3 separate regions of the Mus musculus genome follow, and all the other regions are linked to region 1. Evidence: chromatin contacts called from ENCODE Hi-C or POLR2A ChIA-PET data. All regions are on one chromosome and are shown on one strand. The core of a region is the stretch at or near the end of the contact, and the rest is flanking DNA. Distances in the headings are between cores, read along the strand shown. Region 1 overlaps Arhgap10 (Rho GTPase activating protein 10). Region 2 overlaps Arhgap10 (Rho GTPase activating protein 10). Region 3 holds the start of Arhgap10 (Rho GTPase activating protein 10).

Evidence for each region. Hi-C counts contacts between places; a loop is a spot of excess contacts on that map. ChIA-PET counts read pairs that join two places held with the same protein, here RNA polymerase II (POLR2A).
Region 2: a loop to region 1 is called in a map of heart, with 1.8 times the contacts of the local background. The contact joins two enhancer-like sites. A Hi-C loop is called at or near these places in 4 of 37 maps with a recorded cell type or tissue (Patski and heart). POLR2A ChIA-PET finds 5 or more read pairs at or near these places in 1 of 5 experiments (Patski).
Region 3: a loop to region 1 is called in a map of heart, with 2.2 times the contacts of the local background. The contact joins the promoter of Arhgap10 here to the enhancer-like site in region 1. A Hi-C loop is called at or near these places in 9 of 37 maps with a recorded cell type or tissue (adrenal gland, gastrocnemius and heart). POLR2A ChIA-PET finds 5 or more read pairs at or near these places in 1 of 5 experiments (Patski).

Annotation. Positions count from the first base shown.
Region 1 is chr8:77,475,360-77,480,516 of GRCm38, forward strand. All of the region lies in intron 1 of Arhgap10 (Rho GTPase activating protein 10), which reads right to left. Among named protein-coding and RNA genes, the nearest start is that of 0610038B21Rik, 39 kb to the right of the region's middle. Within about 2 kb of position 2,557, at least 1 of the 3 ENCODE cell types and tissues checked has a DNase peak (open chromatin) inside an H3K27ac peak, as active enhancers do; it is heart, where a contact is called at or near this core.
Region 2 is chr8:77,441,869-77,447,025 of GRCm38, forward strand. The region is part of intron 3 of Arhgap10 (Rho GTPase activating protein 10); the gene reads right to left. Among named protein-coding and RNA genes, the nearest start is that of 0610038B21Rik, 73 kb to the right of the region's middle. Within about 2 kb of position 2,468, at least 1 of the 3 ENCODE cell types and tissues checked has a DNase peak (open chromatin) inside an H3K27ac peak, as active enhancers do; it is heart, where a contact is called at or near this core.
Region 3 is chr8:77,515,382-77,520,538 of GRCm38, forward strand. Arhgap10 (Rho GTPase activating protein 10) reads right to left here and starts at 2,526. Exons shown (of 23, transcript NM_030113.2): 1 at 2,249-2,526. The coding sequence starts at 2,402. 0610038B21Rik (RIKEN cDNA 0610038B21 gene) reads left to right here and starts at 1,675. Exons shown (of 1, transcript NR_028125.1): 1 at 1,675-3,197.

The sequences.
Region 1 (5,157 bases), core at 1,307-3,806:
ATATCGTAACTACAGAGGCTTTGTCTTTTATCTGAGAACTAAATGATCAACGGTGGGGGAAAACCGGCATTTAATATTTACCACAACACACTTGCTGTTCTTGAAGAGGACCCAGTTTCTGTTCCCAGCACTCATACGATTCACAATTCCAGTTCCAGAGGACCTGGTGCCTCTTCTGAACTCCATGGATACCACATACATACGTGGTTCACACACATACATGCAAACCAAACACACACAGGCATAAAATAACTAAACACACACACACACACTGTGAGACTTCATTGAGGAAAACACCCACTGTTGCCCTTTGACCTCCCCTGCCTCTACATACACACATATGCACAATACCTACACATACAAACAAATACATACAGTGCAACACAACACACAGATGCACACACATACACAACTGAAAGATCAATACATGTTTGAAAAGATAACTACTGGAGCTCTCGGGCAAATTCTATATTCAAGTGAGGACAATAAGCTCATACATAACAATTGGTGAAAAATTCAGATATTTAATCTTAAGTATAAGAGAAGACACTGGCCAGTGACATCACATTGAAGGGGTTACAGACAGGCTATGTAAATGAATGGAGTAAAACTGAACAGGACTATAGCGTAGCTGCAGGTCTCCAGAGACACTCGGCTGTGCCTATCTGCAGCTTTGTGCAAGCATACATACCCACAGTACTTCTATGAACCTTAGTGAAAATTTGGAAACCATCTAAAACACCTCACAGGTAAACACACACTATAGAATAACCATGGGATGGAATACATACATTTAAAAATGACACAGAAGTAAATCAAAATGAGACAATTTTCAAAACATGGCCTTTTCTCTTATATAGAGTGTGCTATCACTTCCATAAAGCTTTAGAATATTTATTTCTTACAAATATAAGTGTGATAAAAGTATTAAAAATGCATAACAATGCTACATTCCAAATCTAAGATAATGGATCCTTCTAGAAAGAGAAAGAAGGGAAGTTACAGGGGCCTTCAATCTGGAGTGGTGTTCATTCATACATTAAGATCATCTCTGGACACATGTCCTTTAAATGTTTAGATCTGTGAGAACTTAGGAATTCATTATAACACTCTATGCAAGTGCTAAAATGGTCTATCAAAAAGAAAATTAAAGAATTCATGCAATTTGATAAAAAGGCACCTTTGAAAGAAGACAGAAGAAAACTGCTGGTCCATGGCTTCAGTACTAGGCAGCAACTGTGGGCTCCATAGCACACTCTCAACACAGGCCGAACCAAGTATCTGCTTAAAGAACTGGACAGGCAGTTAGGAAAAGACTCACTCATCTACTCATCTCCAAGTAGTTTTAAATATGTGTAATCATGTGTTTACATATCTGTATGAGTATTTATCAATAACACACCACATTGACTCTCCAAAGAATCACCTTTGCACCAGATTGCTCACCTTTTTGCTGTTATTGTTGAGACAGGCTCCTTGACATGTGGCCCAGGCTGCCCTCAGTCTCAAGAGCTCATTGCCTCTGCCTGCTAAGTGACGTGGGTACCAGCCTATGAGACCACACATGACTAGACAGCTCTTTACAAAACAAAACAAAAACAGCATTACTCAGTATTATGGACCAAATGTCTCTGTTCCCACAAAATGCCTATGTTGAAGCCCTACCCCCCTTCTCCCCAGTGGGATGACTCTGTGAGTGGGGACTCCATGATGGAATTAGTATCCTTACACAGAAAATAAGAGGCCCCATCCCAAACCAAGTACAACCTCCTGAAACTGTTTGTTTTTTTTTTAAGCCACACCCCACCAAGTCTGTGGTATTTTGTTATAGATCCAACCTGACTAAGACATTAGGATTTAAAAAAAAAAAAAAGACCTCTCCATTCATAAATAACACACCTTTCTGAAGCACTAAGGGAAACTTCTGACTTGATCTAAGAGTGCATGTCTATAATCCCAGCACTCCAGAGACTCAGAAGTGACCAGCCTGAGCTACATAGTAAAATCCAAGAACAAAGAAGGGAACCCTCCCTGGTCAGCACGACCGAAGACTCCCCCATGTCACTTGAATCCTGTCTTCTGGGCCAGTAAAAGCTCTGTTCTCAAGGACATCTCAGTGTTTCAGGTACTAAACCTATAATGTATTTAGGGAAAGGTCTCTAATGGGAAAGGAAATCTAAAAGGGCCGAGTTCCGTCATCTAACTATGTGGCCCTATGTAGACCAGTTTATCTGCCTAAGCTGTGAGAAAGCAGGAGCCTGGCCCGAATACCCAAGATCTCCTCCTATGTCAGAAAAGGAACACTATATTCATCAGGCATGTCTAAACCTCTCGCTTAAAATACATGGCACTCAACTGTATAAAAACACATTCACAAAATATTGCTTGGAAAATTACACCATGCTAAATTTAGGATGGCAGTTCTGTCAGTTTCCACAAAACTAAAAGATAAACAATTCTTGGAAAAATAGCTCGTCCCTGGGCTTTCTCCCAAACAAGTAGAGCTTCTAAGAGGAGGAGTCACCCTCCGAAAGGCAGTCACTGTCCTACAGTCACTTGTGTCCTTGGTTCAGTGAGAATGTCATCGACTGCGAGAAGCAGTCCCCGCTCCTGCAGAAGCTCACGGGCCTCACGGCCTCACAGGCCTGCGTCCGTCGACACCAACCGTGGCCTGGGATCATCCCATTTGAGGGACTGTCCAGATGTTTTAGAGATATCTATAGCAAACAAGCATGAAAAACCCCTGGGTTTCCTGATGTCATAAGAACTGCCCAGACTACTGGTAATTACAACGCACAATAAGTACCTCAGGACTCATTTTCTCATTCTTACCAAAACATCTGCTAAGATAATGCAGGGCATTTATTAGCCATTGCTCAAATTATACATAAAGAACACTCCCAAGTGTACAGCGAGGAGGGAAGAACAAGACTACCAAAAGTGAAGTGGGCGTGTCTGCCCTCTGTGGCTCCTCAGGACCTGCAGAGCCAGAGTACCTTTAGCATTCTCACGCTTGGATACTTCAGTTGTCAGGTGCCTGCTCTAAAACCAAAGAAGGCGGCCCTGGTTTGAGATCGTAGAGGTTCGTGGAGACAAGGAAAGAAGCGTGTCAAACAGCCAGTAAAGTCTAAAGTGAATTATCAAGTTTTATGGAAGGGAGCTACTGGGTCTAAACTTTACTCTCTCAATTTGCCTTATACTTTACTTCAGATCCTACCAAAGGCACGCTTTCCATGTACTTCCTAAACCACAGCCCTCAGAGTTCCCCAAAGACCTGTGCTTCTCACCATCCCAAGGTCGAGGCTGTGTTGCCAGGAAGGAAATGTGGTCATTCTACTACTATCTGTGTGCCTGTTATCAGAACAGTCAAAGCTGTAAAGACTGGCTCCCTAGGCCGAGCACACAGTGGTCACTGGTCGCGAGCCTAGGAGGCCCTGGTGGAGTAAGAGGGAAATGGTCCTAAGAGGAGGCCCCACTGAACTTGAACAAGAAGGCCCTTCAGACAAAACACCCTAGAGGTGAGACCAAAATGAGATTTACCTCATTCTATCCCCACCTACCCAGCTACTACAAGATTAGCCTTCCTGGTGAGCAGCGTGGGTCCTGTTCAACTGCCTGGGGAACTCAGCCCCAAATTCCTCAGCAGCCATTCACTCCCAGCCAGCCACTGGCTCTGCTCAGGCCCGCCCTTCCCTCACTCCACCCAGGCCAAAGACTGACTGGTCCCTGTTTACCTTCCCCAAGCTCTGGCTCCTCCCTCCCTCCCTCCACTGAGTAAAAAACTCTGGAGGTTTCCAGTGTCAAAACTCCTTCTTAATCCTGTTTACACCTCTCTTTACTCACTGAAGTCTTCTGTGCCAACTAAGTGTCTCTCAGGTACTACTTAAGGAAAGAAAAAACTTCAATAGTATTTCCCCTGAAAGCTACCACACCTGACCCTGAAGCCTCAAATAACTCTCTCAGCTCCAGAAGACTATTACATCCTAGTCAGCTTCCATCTTGGTTAGTGCCTGAGGAGGTAAGACTAGTGAGCCAAAGATTAAACTACTTGGGCTCCAGGATCAGCACCCCGAGCCCTTCTGGACAGAGAAGAGCCTGCTCCATACCAAGTGAGTGACTTACAATACAGCCAACCCCAGCTGAGGACTGAGGCCAAGCTGCAGGTGTGCACAGCACTGGGTCCAAGGAGGTCAGAGGTGTGACCTTAGTGGGGACAGCATCAGAGCAGAAGGCAGATGACAGAGGTCAAGACAACAGTGAGAGACAAATAAGATGTGGGCTGTGGTGTCTCATACCTTCAATCCCAGCACTCAGGTGGCAGAAGCAGGCAGACCTCTGAGTTTGAGGCCAGCCTGGTCTACAAAGTTCCAAGATAGCCAGGGCTACACAGAGAGACAGTAAGATGTGAATTGTGTCTGCTGGTCTGACTTGCAACTGGTGACCACCCAACCTTGGCCTTTCAAGTCACTGTGCAAGTGTGCGCTGTCAGGCTCAGACCCGTTTTTGTTGTTGTTGTTGTTGTTTTTTTTAAATATAGCCCTCCCTAATATGGCTAAATCTGATACCGAATACTAGAATACCAGGAATGAAGCTGGGACTCAGGAGGACATGATGAAAGCTGGCTTCAAATATTACAACGTTTTTTCCTACTGCTGTGTCCTGGAATCCTTCCTAGTGAAGGGAAAGTATCCTGGTTCAGCGAAGAAGAAGGAACCAGAAAGAGAAGCAGCAGCTCTTTCCACCCTCCAGGCCACGGCCCGAGTCCTTGGGGCCTCCGTCCTTAGGGCCAGGCCGCTGGGGATGCAACTTGAATGGCAGTGTTGCAGATTCACACCACCTGGTGTCACCTACTGGCACTAACACACAGCAGTTATCTGACAGGAGGCGGCCTGCAGGCTCCCTAGCTTTGTCTACTCCACAGCCTACTTCCGGTCCCCTTTCAAAGCTCTACACTTCTGAGTCCATGAAGCTCTCTGTCCATCTTTGAACAGGATAAAATAGGAAGCAAAGTCTTGCCAGTAAACATGAACGGACTAACCTTAATTTTCTTTCTTTATTTGTTTATTTATTTTTGGTTTTTTGAGACAGGGTTTCTCTGTGTAGCCCTGGCTGTCCTGGAGCTCACTCTGTAGACCAGGCTGGCCTCGAACTCAGAAA
Region 2 (5,157 bases), core at 1,218-3,717, 34 kb before region 1:
AGCACCCACTTTAGAGACACTGGTTGCTAGAGCTGCATTGTTCATTGACTTAACTAGGTCTCTAAACAAGGTTTCTAAGCTAAGAGAGATTGACCTCTCCCTCTGTAACCAGTCCATCATTTAAGGACTGAACTGAAATCCTGACAACCTGCACTTGTTTACACAGGCAAGAAGAAACACCCAAACTCGCATCTACTCAAGCCGACGGTAGCCATGGATGTACTGATTACACATATTCCCCCATGCTCAAAGCTGGAGGGAAAGAGCTGGTGCAGACCGCTGAGACAATGTGTCCAAAGGGAGCACAAAGCCAGGATTCAATCTCCAGCCTATGCCCCTCCCTCCCCATCCCCCCACACCCCATCCCACCCAACCCCCACCCTGGCCAAGAAGAGGTGAGGAAAAAGACAAAGTTACAAACAGCTGAAGCCAAAAGACAGAATGTTTCTCTCCTCTGCAGGTCTCCTAACAGAGCAGTGGTTTCCAACTTAGTGAGGTAGAACCAACTGTTCACTTCAGTGCGCTACAATTTCCTCTCATCTTTCTAACTCATGCATGATCCGTGAGGCCCCAGGTCATCGAGAAGTATGCGCCATGAGATAGTCAACCCAGCTGGTTCCAATAACACTGTAGTTTAGACAATTGTAGGAACGAGCTGGCAAGATTCTGGTGGCTCCTGGTTCTGTGGGCACATGCACAATCCAAAGTAAGCCAATTCCTTAGAAACAAAGAATCTGAAATAGAGGAACCATGAGTTCCACTGGGGAAGTACAATCTGATGAGACAGGAGAGTCACACATGACAATGAGTCGGCAGAGAAGACACTGACTCATGGGACAAGAAGGCTTCTCCCAAAAACGGTTTCAAGTCTCCTGGCCATATCAGTCACACTCATACCACAATTACGAGTTACGTTTATCATGGATATAATTCCTTAAGTATTCTAGATATGCAAAAATGAATCCCCAACCGGGACATTCCTGACAGCAAGATTTACAATAGCATGCATACCTGACTAAACATATACAACAAAAGGATGATGAATTAAATTAAATGAAAATATTATCATCATTTTCAAAGAAAGAAAGAAACCTTTGTAAAATAAGTAACGGGCAACTTTTGCTTTTGTGTAGTTTTGTATCAGGTTTTCGGAGACGGGGTTAATTTGTCTAGGCTTGGTTGTCCTAAAGTTGGCCTCTAACTCATAGACATCCACCTGCCTCTAACTCCCAAGTGCTGGGATTAAAGGTGTGGCCCACTACGCCTCACACTGTCATGGACAGCTTTTAAAACAAAGTAAGAGAGTCATAGAAAAATGTGTCACTTTCTCTGGAGGAGGAGAACTGACTACTCATTTGTTATTACACACGTGACTTGTGAACAGAAAGCATAGACCGTCAAGTGGTTTATACCATTTATGGTATAAATTCACATTCATAAGCAACGTTCAACAAGAGTTGTATGGTCAGTCACGGGGAAGCCCACAGTTAAAGAGTATATGATCAGTCATGGAGGAACACAGCAGGAATGAAGCAAGCCATAGCACAGTGCTGCCCACATGGGGTGGACACTGCCACTCAGTTAACCCTTTCTGGAAACGCCCCCACAGACAAGCCTAAAGTCGGGTCTCCTGTGCAATTCCAAATCCTATCAAGGTGACAATGGAAACCAACCATCACACTAGATGGTGATGCTGGCCTAGACACCATGTTCAAAGAACACCTGCTGTGGGACACACTGAAGAAGGAGCACTACCAAAAAGCAAAAACATTCATTTACTTTAATATTACTTCAGTAACATTATAAAACATTTCTATAGAAAAAAGTTATAGCCGGGCGTTGGTGGCGCACGCCTTTAATCCCAGCACTCGGGAGGCAGAAGCAGGCGGATTTCTGAGTTCGAGGTCAGCCTGGTCTACAGAGTGAGTTCCAGGTCAGCCAAGGGCTACACAGAGAAACCCTGTCTCGAAAAACCAAAAAAAAAAAAAAAAAAAAAAAAAAGAAAGAAAGAAAGAAAGAAAGAAAGGAAAAAAGTTATAGTTTAGAATAAAAACCAAGTGTCAAACACCAAAGTGGTTATAGCAGAACTCAGAAAGTGTGTGTGTGTGTGTGTGTGTGTGTGTGTGTGTAATACATAAAGGTGAAGAGGTTGCCCTGCCCAGACCTCCTGCGTCTAAGGTGCCTCTGGGCTCCCCTGGAAAGCTCCACCTTCCATCTCCCCCACGCACTGTTCCTGCATCTTTTCTAACTCTCTAGTCCAAACCCCAACTCTGATTTGCCAGGATGCTCAGAAACTGAATCCTCACAGGCTGGCAAGAAAACAAAACTCAGTCTGTTCAAAGGATTTACTCAGAGAAGTAAATACAGTACACAGGGCTTTTTAGAGATGCTCATAAATGCTGCCACACTATTTTTAAAGTCCTCAGACTCCTGGACAGCTGCCCACCTCAGATAAGCACAGCATGTCCTGTCAGGCCACACAGAACATCACAGGAATGCTGGCAGCTCCCCTCAGACAGCATGCACACACGCAACCCTGCCAGGTCTGGCCTCTTACTATGGTCCAGCTCAGATCCCTAGTTTAGGTCTCTTCACTTCCACAGTCAGGGTCAGAAACACTACAAGAAAAAGTTATGCACCTCGAAACCCTGTCCTGAAAAACACAACACTGACAGCGCTGAGCGCATCCGCTCAAGAAGACCAAATGTTTGGGTGTGAAAGCAAACAGTGACTTCTTTTCCTAAACTGGTACTCTGCCTGCTTCCTTTTCCAGTGAGTCACGGATTTCAGTTCATAGTTTTGCTGGATGCCAGGGACTGAATCTTCACTCTGAGCACCCTCTATACTGAGCCACACCCGTAAACTCTGTATTAATAGCAACCGAGGAGTTTGGGGGACACTCAAACACATACTTCACTCTCCTTGAAATGGAAGCAGATTCCCTCTCAAGACGGACGCAGCATTTCAGCTCAGCTGTGCTTAAGTGACTAACTGATGTATGCCGGCTCTGCACTGACCTCTCCAGGACCCCCACTGCCTCTGGTACTGCAGAATTACTGAGCGCACAGGCTTTTGACCACTTCCCCTAGTGGATATCCACCTACTCAAGAGACAGAACTGTGTCACACTGTCACAACCCAGCACTGGGCATGTAGCAAGCACATAGTGGTATTTGCTAAATTAAAGATGTATGGCCCTGCTTAGGTCTGGAGTAGGCATATGAACATGCTGCTGACAGCTTAAACAGATAGGGAGTTGGTAGCCAACTTCCAGACAGATGAATTTACCTGCTAAAGCCCAAAGTCCCACAAAAAAGATATTCAGAAAAAAAAGGAAGGAAGGAAGGAAGGAAGGAAGGAAGGAAGGAAGGAAGGAAGAGAGAGAGAGAAAGAAAGAAAGAAAGAAAGAAAGAAAGAAAGAGAAAGAAAGAAAGAAAGAAAGAAAGAAAGAAAGAAAGAAAGAAAGAAAAACTTTCTACAATATTTAGCATTTGTAGCTGCTTGTATTACAAATGCCAATATGTTCCCCCAAAACTGTTTGGGTGGGAAGGTCTGCGCTTAGCTTCTGGGAACCTGCCCCCAGTTGGTTCTGATTGGTAAATAAAGATGGGAGGAGAGACAGAGGCGGGATTTTAGAATTTCCCAGGTCCAGAGAAAGGAGAAAGGAGAAAGAGAGGAGAGGATAGGAGAAGAGAGAGAAAGAAGGGAAGGGGAAAGGAAGGGAGGGGAGGGGAGGGGAGGGGAGGGGAGGAAACAGAGAAAGAGAAAGACAGAGACAGAGACAGAGACAGAGACAGAGACAGAGACAGAGACAGAGACAGAGACAGATCCTCCATGCAGGGAGAGTGTGGAAGAGAGGAGAGCAGCCATGCCTGAGAATGGTGCAGGACAGAGAGGCATGGCCGCCACGTGGAGTACTGGGAGAGCTCGTCCCAGAGCTGCCCACCTGGGTCCAGGGCAACAAAAACAGAACATAGAAGTAGTTAAGTAGTAACTTGGGATATTCAGCAGGAGATAGATTAACTATGCAGAGGTTAGGCAGTGGCCCAGCTATTGTGTTGTTCAAGGCATGATAAAATATAAAGGCTGTGTGTGTGTGTGTGTGTGTGTGTGTGTGTGTGTGTCTTTCTTCCAGGAACATAAACCATTGAGGCCAGTAGTGAACCCCAAAACAGGATTTACTTTTTAATAATTAATACCACAGGCATTGTTTTTTTTTTCCTTCCACAGATTTTAATTTTCTTCCTCTTACTGATTAAACTACTCCCTGTTCCCGCACAGCTTCCCTGCCTCCTGCAGCTTCTGGCCTTGCTGCCCCCCTCTCGCCAGCCATACTTCAGACCTTTGCCTATTCTGATTATCTTGCTAATTACCAGTTATTCCCCAGGACCACACTCAAAGTTCCTCGAGGTGGGTATCTGTTCTTTGTGCGCTCCAACGACACGATCGTATCTTCATAAGCTTCAGGAAGGTTTTAAAGCCTCAGGGAGCCATGATGATTCCATCCGATGCTCGTGCATCACAAGAAGTAATCACTACCAAGGGTATACACAGGACCACTTAACACCAATGTGGTTAAACTGCGCTGGCCTTGCAACCTTTATTAATTCCATTGCAGTGCCCTATGGTGACTCAGGAGAGAATCAGTCACTGCATGGGGGTAATGCATGCCTACAGCCTCAGCACTCAGTAGGCTGTGTGTGGCGGCACACACTTGTGCCCCGGCACTATAAATCTGAAGCGATTTAGAAATTTATAATCGAATGAAATTAATTTGAATGAGGATTCTGAGAAACCAGCTACTACGGTGAGGGACACAGAAGGAACGAATCGGATTTTGAATTGCTTTCTAGAATAAAGGCATGCCGTGGGTTTTGTTAAAGTGGCAACTTCCTGAGATACGGGCTGAGGTATTTGTACTCGAAATGTATATATTTGTACATGAGATGTCACGATGCCAGGCTGTCAATCAAAACAGCAGCAGAATTAGGAATACAGGAGAAACAGGATCAGATGTGGCACTGGGTGCTGAGTACGTGTAATTTAACACCGTATTCTTGTTCTGGGGTGCCTGTGGCTGTCTGCTGGGGTGCCTGTGGCTGTCTCTCACTGCTTCTTCCAGCAGCTACCCCTCTTCTCAAATATCACTTTTGAGGGG
Region 3 (5,157 bases), core at 1,276-3,775, 40 kb after region 1:
GCCATGGGGGAAGCATGGCAAGAATTGCACTACCCGCCCCGCCAAGCCAGACCCCACAGTGAAAACCATCGCCAGTTCTCCTGATGAAGCCCAGCCTTTCAATCTCTCCTAAGAACTAGGAGACAACTTTAATGTGCCAAGTGGGAAAAGGCCAGGGTCTTTCCAACTTGCCAAAATGGTGTACACCAACCCTTTTATTCTTGAGGGGAAGAGTGTAAAGTTAAGGATAAGGATAGAAAAGATAGCGCTGTCTGGCTGCTCCCTTAAATGAGATCATCCATTTTGTGTCTCATCTTTAATCATACGCACAAGGATTAAAACACAAGTCACAAATTCCAGAAGGTCTACCTTCTGAGGAGGAGGAAAACTAGCCCCCCCCCCCCCCCCCACACACACACACACACACACTGGCTGCCTCAGGGACGTGAGGCATGCTTCCTGCCAGTGGAGCAGCTAACATGCAGTCACAGAAATAGCTTTCTACCTATGGCCAAACTGACTGCCATCTGCCCCTCTCCTAATCTCCCTAGCTTCAAAGGAAGCTACTAGCCAACAGACCAGACTGGGAGATGCCTGACACCCGAACCCCAGAGCCCACATAGACACGGAAAGGAAGGTCCAGCTCCGAAGCTGTCCTCTGACCTCCCACGCGTACAATGGCTCAAAAGCACACACACAGTTTTTAAAGAATAGGTACACGTATGTCCTCATCTACTGATGCTGAACACTGGCCATGGAATCCTACACATCCACTTCCCAGTCCATGGATGTCCGCACACCTCCCTGCCTCTGGTCATTTCTCCACATTTACTGACTCTCCCTCTGTTTCCCACCTAGAACAGAAAACCTCAAAGCCAAAGGCCTGCACAGCCACCAAGCAAATAACCCACTCATCAAAAAAGTGATTTCCAGTCCCAACTTTGAAATACGGAAGAGGTCACAGAACCAAAGGAACCTTGGAGATGGTCCAGAGAAGTTGAGCGACTTGCTTCCCAAATTACAGGGATGGCTCCACTAAATTCTTCCCATTAAAAAAAATATTTCAACTCATTCATTAAGTGAATATTAACTAGGCCAGGCACTTGATTGGGTGGATGAGAATGTACACTCAGTACGTTTTAATCTTCCTGGACACAAAACGGTGGGGTGAAAATGTACCTGGGGTGTTTTTTCCAGGGGTGCTGTCTACAAACAAATGGAATAAACGCCCAGAGATGGAGAGTATTGAGCCAGGGAACCTAACCAACCCAAGAGGATAGGTAGAGCACCTATGCTTGGCTCCTGCACTATCAGGCCTTTTAAGGAGGGAAAGGGGTGTTCGCAATAACTCAAGGAATGAATTCAGGGTTCCAGGGTGGCCTGGATGCCAGCACCTGGTCCTGGAGAACGCCCATTTATAGAACATTACAACCGTTTCTGCACAAATTTCAACCAGCCTCTACTCCTAAGACTCACTACAGCTTCGATACACCTCTCTTTCTGTTGTCTTCAGAGGTGGCTTGAGGGTGTGTTAGCTTGCTTGTTTGAATACAGATGGAACTGAGGTGGCCAGCTTCGAGCATGAAGAGTAGAATTTCCTACTCACAGGCACTTCTCGCAGGCCAGAACCTGGAGCAGTCTGCCCACTGACCCTTTCAACCCCTAATCTTTGAACCCGCCTCAGCACAAGACAGAGGAATGTGCAGAAGGCAGCACAAAGCCAGGTAGACTTTCTGGTTTAGCTCACGAGGGACGTAGGTCGGTGCTGTCGCGCAAGGCAGAAAGGGGATACATAAGAGGTGTAACTTAAAGGACTTTTGACGATATCAACTACAGGCAGAGTCCCAAAGCATTTCCAAAAAAAATTACTTGGAAATGTTAGGAGACAAAACTATCAAACTGATTGATGTCTCTATTTTGCGGGAGACTGGAAGCAGCGTTAGGGCGCAGTAAAACCTGACTCCGGAGCAGAGCCTCCATTCGCTCCGGCCGGCGCCAAAGCGTGCTCAGCTGGGCCAGGCGGGAGCCCCGGGGCAGCTCCCACGCACAGCTCCTCGCTCCCGCGCCACCGAGGGCCAGGATCGGGGAAAGGAACGCGCCCGAACCTCCTGGGAGAGGAATGCCCTGGAGCTTATCTTATCCCCTAAGGAATCGCCTATTCCTCCAGCCCGGTCTTAGGAGCACTGAGCCATCCCACTTGGCCGGGGAAGACGATCCTCCCGCCTTCCTCGCCACGCCGCAGCCCGAACGCGAACAGGACCCCGCTTACTTTTGGTGGCAGAGATGAGGTTCTTGCCGTCTTTGATGAGCTCTTTGATGAACTTGTTGGTCCTCTCGAGCTCCGCTTCGTGCGCGCGGATCCTCTCCCGGAACCACGGGCTGTCGAGGTAGCAGTCGCTAAACTCCAGGGGCTGCAGCCCCATGACTGCGGCGGTGCGCGCGGGCGCAGGCCGAGCTGGGCTCCCAGGCGGCGGCAGCGAGCGGCTAGCAGGGCTGAGCGCGCGGCGAGCGCAGCACGGTCATGTCCAGCCCAGCCCAGCGACCCTGGAGAGTACGCGGCGCAGCTCCCCAATCCCGGCAGCCCCCGGCAGCAGCAGAGGCCGCCGCCCGGCCCCGCCCCGCCTCGGGCGCGCCCGCCCCGCCCCGCCCCCGCCCGCACGCCCCTGCTCTCCCGCCCGGGCGCCTTCGGCTCTCCTCCTCCCTGCCCTTCCCCGAACGCCTCTTCCTTCTCTTCCCCACGCGCAGTCGCCCCTCCTCTTCCTTCCGAGGCAGCGGCGATGGAGAACGTAGTCTGTGCCCTCCACCCCCGGACGCCTGCACCTCCCCGATCTCGGCTCACAAGGTCCAGGTGACTCAGGCTGGTCCCCGAAGTGGACGCCTGACCGAACGGGATGGTGGGTTTGTAATAGCAGGCCTCGGTCCCCGAGATCAGACGACTTAAAAGTCGGGGCGGGTGGAAATGATTGACTCATTTTATCTGTGTACCGAAGGAAGGGTGCTTCGCTGTGCAAGGGCTCGCACGCCGGGTGCTCTCTCTCCTTGTCTAATCAGCTGCCTTCGCGGGAATGCTTAACGTCTCCAACTCAGCGTGGACTCTACAGATTCTAGAACATTTTTCTTCGTGTCCATACTGAATGGCTTAGGACAAGGGAGCGTGTGGCTAAACCGCGTTGACCCTGCTTGTGTTCTATTCTGGAGATTAAATTTACACGGGTAGGAGAGGCGATCTGCTAAAAATAGCCCGCCGAAAGTAAATGCCAGACTTTTTGTGGTTTTTCACCATGGGAGGCTGCGTGGACAAGTGTGAATTCGTGTCAGTGCGCCCACAAAACTCCTTTCCTATTCCATGCGTTCTAAAGCAGAACTCAATACCTTCCTCAAATGTATACAGCAAATCTTACACTGGAGACACTTTATCAACTAGCAATTTTTAAGCAATTAACATGTGCCAGGTGCACACATGGCATACATTTTTCACAAACTCACAACACATGTTTACATGTAAAGGTTTAATGATGGTAATAGTACCAGGAAACTTCAAAGTGATTCTTTAAAAACGTTCCGACTGAGTGCAGTAATTAAGAGTTTGTTTGGCCCGTGAGCTGTAGGAGGAGTCTTAACCCTCTGGGAAGCATCTAAATATGCCTACTCTATAAACTCTGTTAAATAACAGCACCATTTGAGTGCCACAGATGAGGCCACTTTAATGTCCATCCTCAGACTTCAAAAGACTTTTACCAATAACTCCTAGGCAGTTTGAAAGGTTCATTTCCTACTAAAATCAGCAAGGAGTCTACCGAGGAAAGAAAGAGGCAAGGGGGAGGGAAAAACTGGAGACTGAATTAGGGCCTGGCAAAAGAGCGAAACACACTCCAGGCTCTGCAGAAACAAAACCCTAAACCCAGGCAGGAATATGGTCTGAGGCTGCAGTAATCCTCGATCCCATAAGCTGAGGCAAGAGGATAGAGAGTTTAAGGCCAACCTGGACTACCTGGTATGAGGCCAGGCAGGGCTACATAGCAAGATCCTGTCTCACAAACAAAGCTGGGGGTGGGGGTGGGAGTGGGGGAGTATTGGCTTGAATAAGAATGATTCCCACACAGGATTGGGCTTCTCTGTTTGAATGTTAGGTCCCTAGTGTGGAACTGTTGGGTGGGGGGGAGGGAGGGGTAGGTGGCATGGCTTTACTGGAAAAGGTTTGCCTGCAGGTTGGCTTTCAGGTTTTAAAAGCCCAAACTGTCTTTCTCTGCCTCATTCTTGTGAATTAAGATGTAAGCTCTCATCTACTGCTCTAGCACCATGCCTTGCTTGCCTGCCACCATGCTAAACGCCATGATGGGCATAGACTAACCCTCTGAAACTGTAAATAAGCCCCCAAGTAGATGTTCTTTTATAAATCACCTTGGTCAGTGTGTCACAGGACTGTAACTAAGTCAACAAGCTAGATTACTCAATGAATAATGTCTGTCTCCAAGCCAACCCACATTGTAGAAAGAGACACCACTCCCAAAAGTTGTGCTCTGGCCTTTATCCACACCTGTGCTTATATGTGCTCTCTCTCTCTCTCTTTCTCTCTCTCTCTCTCTCTCTCACACACACACACACACACACACATACACATGCACACACAAACACACACACACACAAAATAATTTTCTTAAAGCAACTGGGCATACCCTCCAAAAGAAAGATTGCAGAGGCTTCCTCAAAGAGTTCAACATAGAGGATCAATACAGAATGAGCACGAAGGTGGGTGGAGAATGAAAACATCCACTGATAGCCCAAAATGGAGTCAACCCAAATAGCCACCAATGCAAAATTAAGCCACGAGGGAAAAAAGAGAGTCAGGATGCCATGTGCTACAGAACAATGAACTGTGGACTCACAATGCCAAGAGAGCCACCCGTAATGTCATCTGCTCATACAACATATCCAGGTCAGAAAAACTCGCTGAGACAGAACGTGCGTTCGTGGCTGTGGAGAAGTATGGACAGGGCCCAGGTGTGAGGAGCCTCCTAGGCAGGTGTCACCCGTGCTGCTGCAGGCCTTTAAGCATGGTGGTGGTATGAGCTGCCTTGAGATCTCTCTCTTGTAGCTTTATGGAGATTGACAGTCTATAGGAAAGCTATCAGGAAAGAAGTAGCATAGCTTTAACTCTCCAAGGTGACAATGGGGACA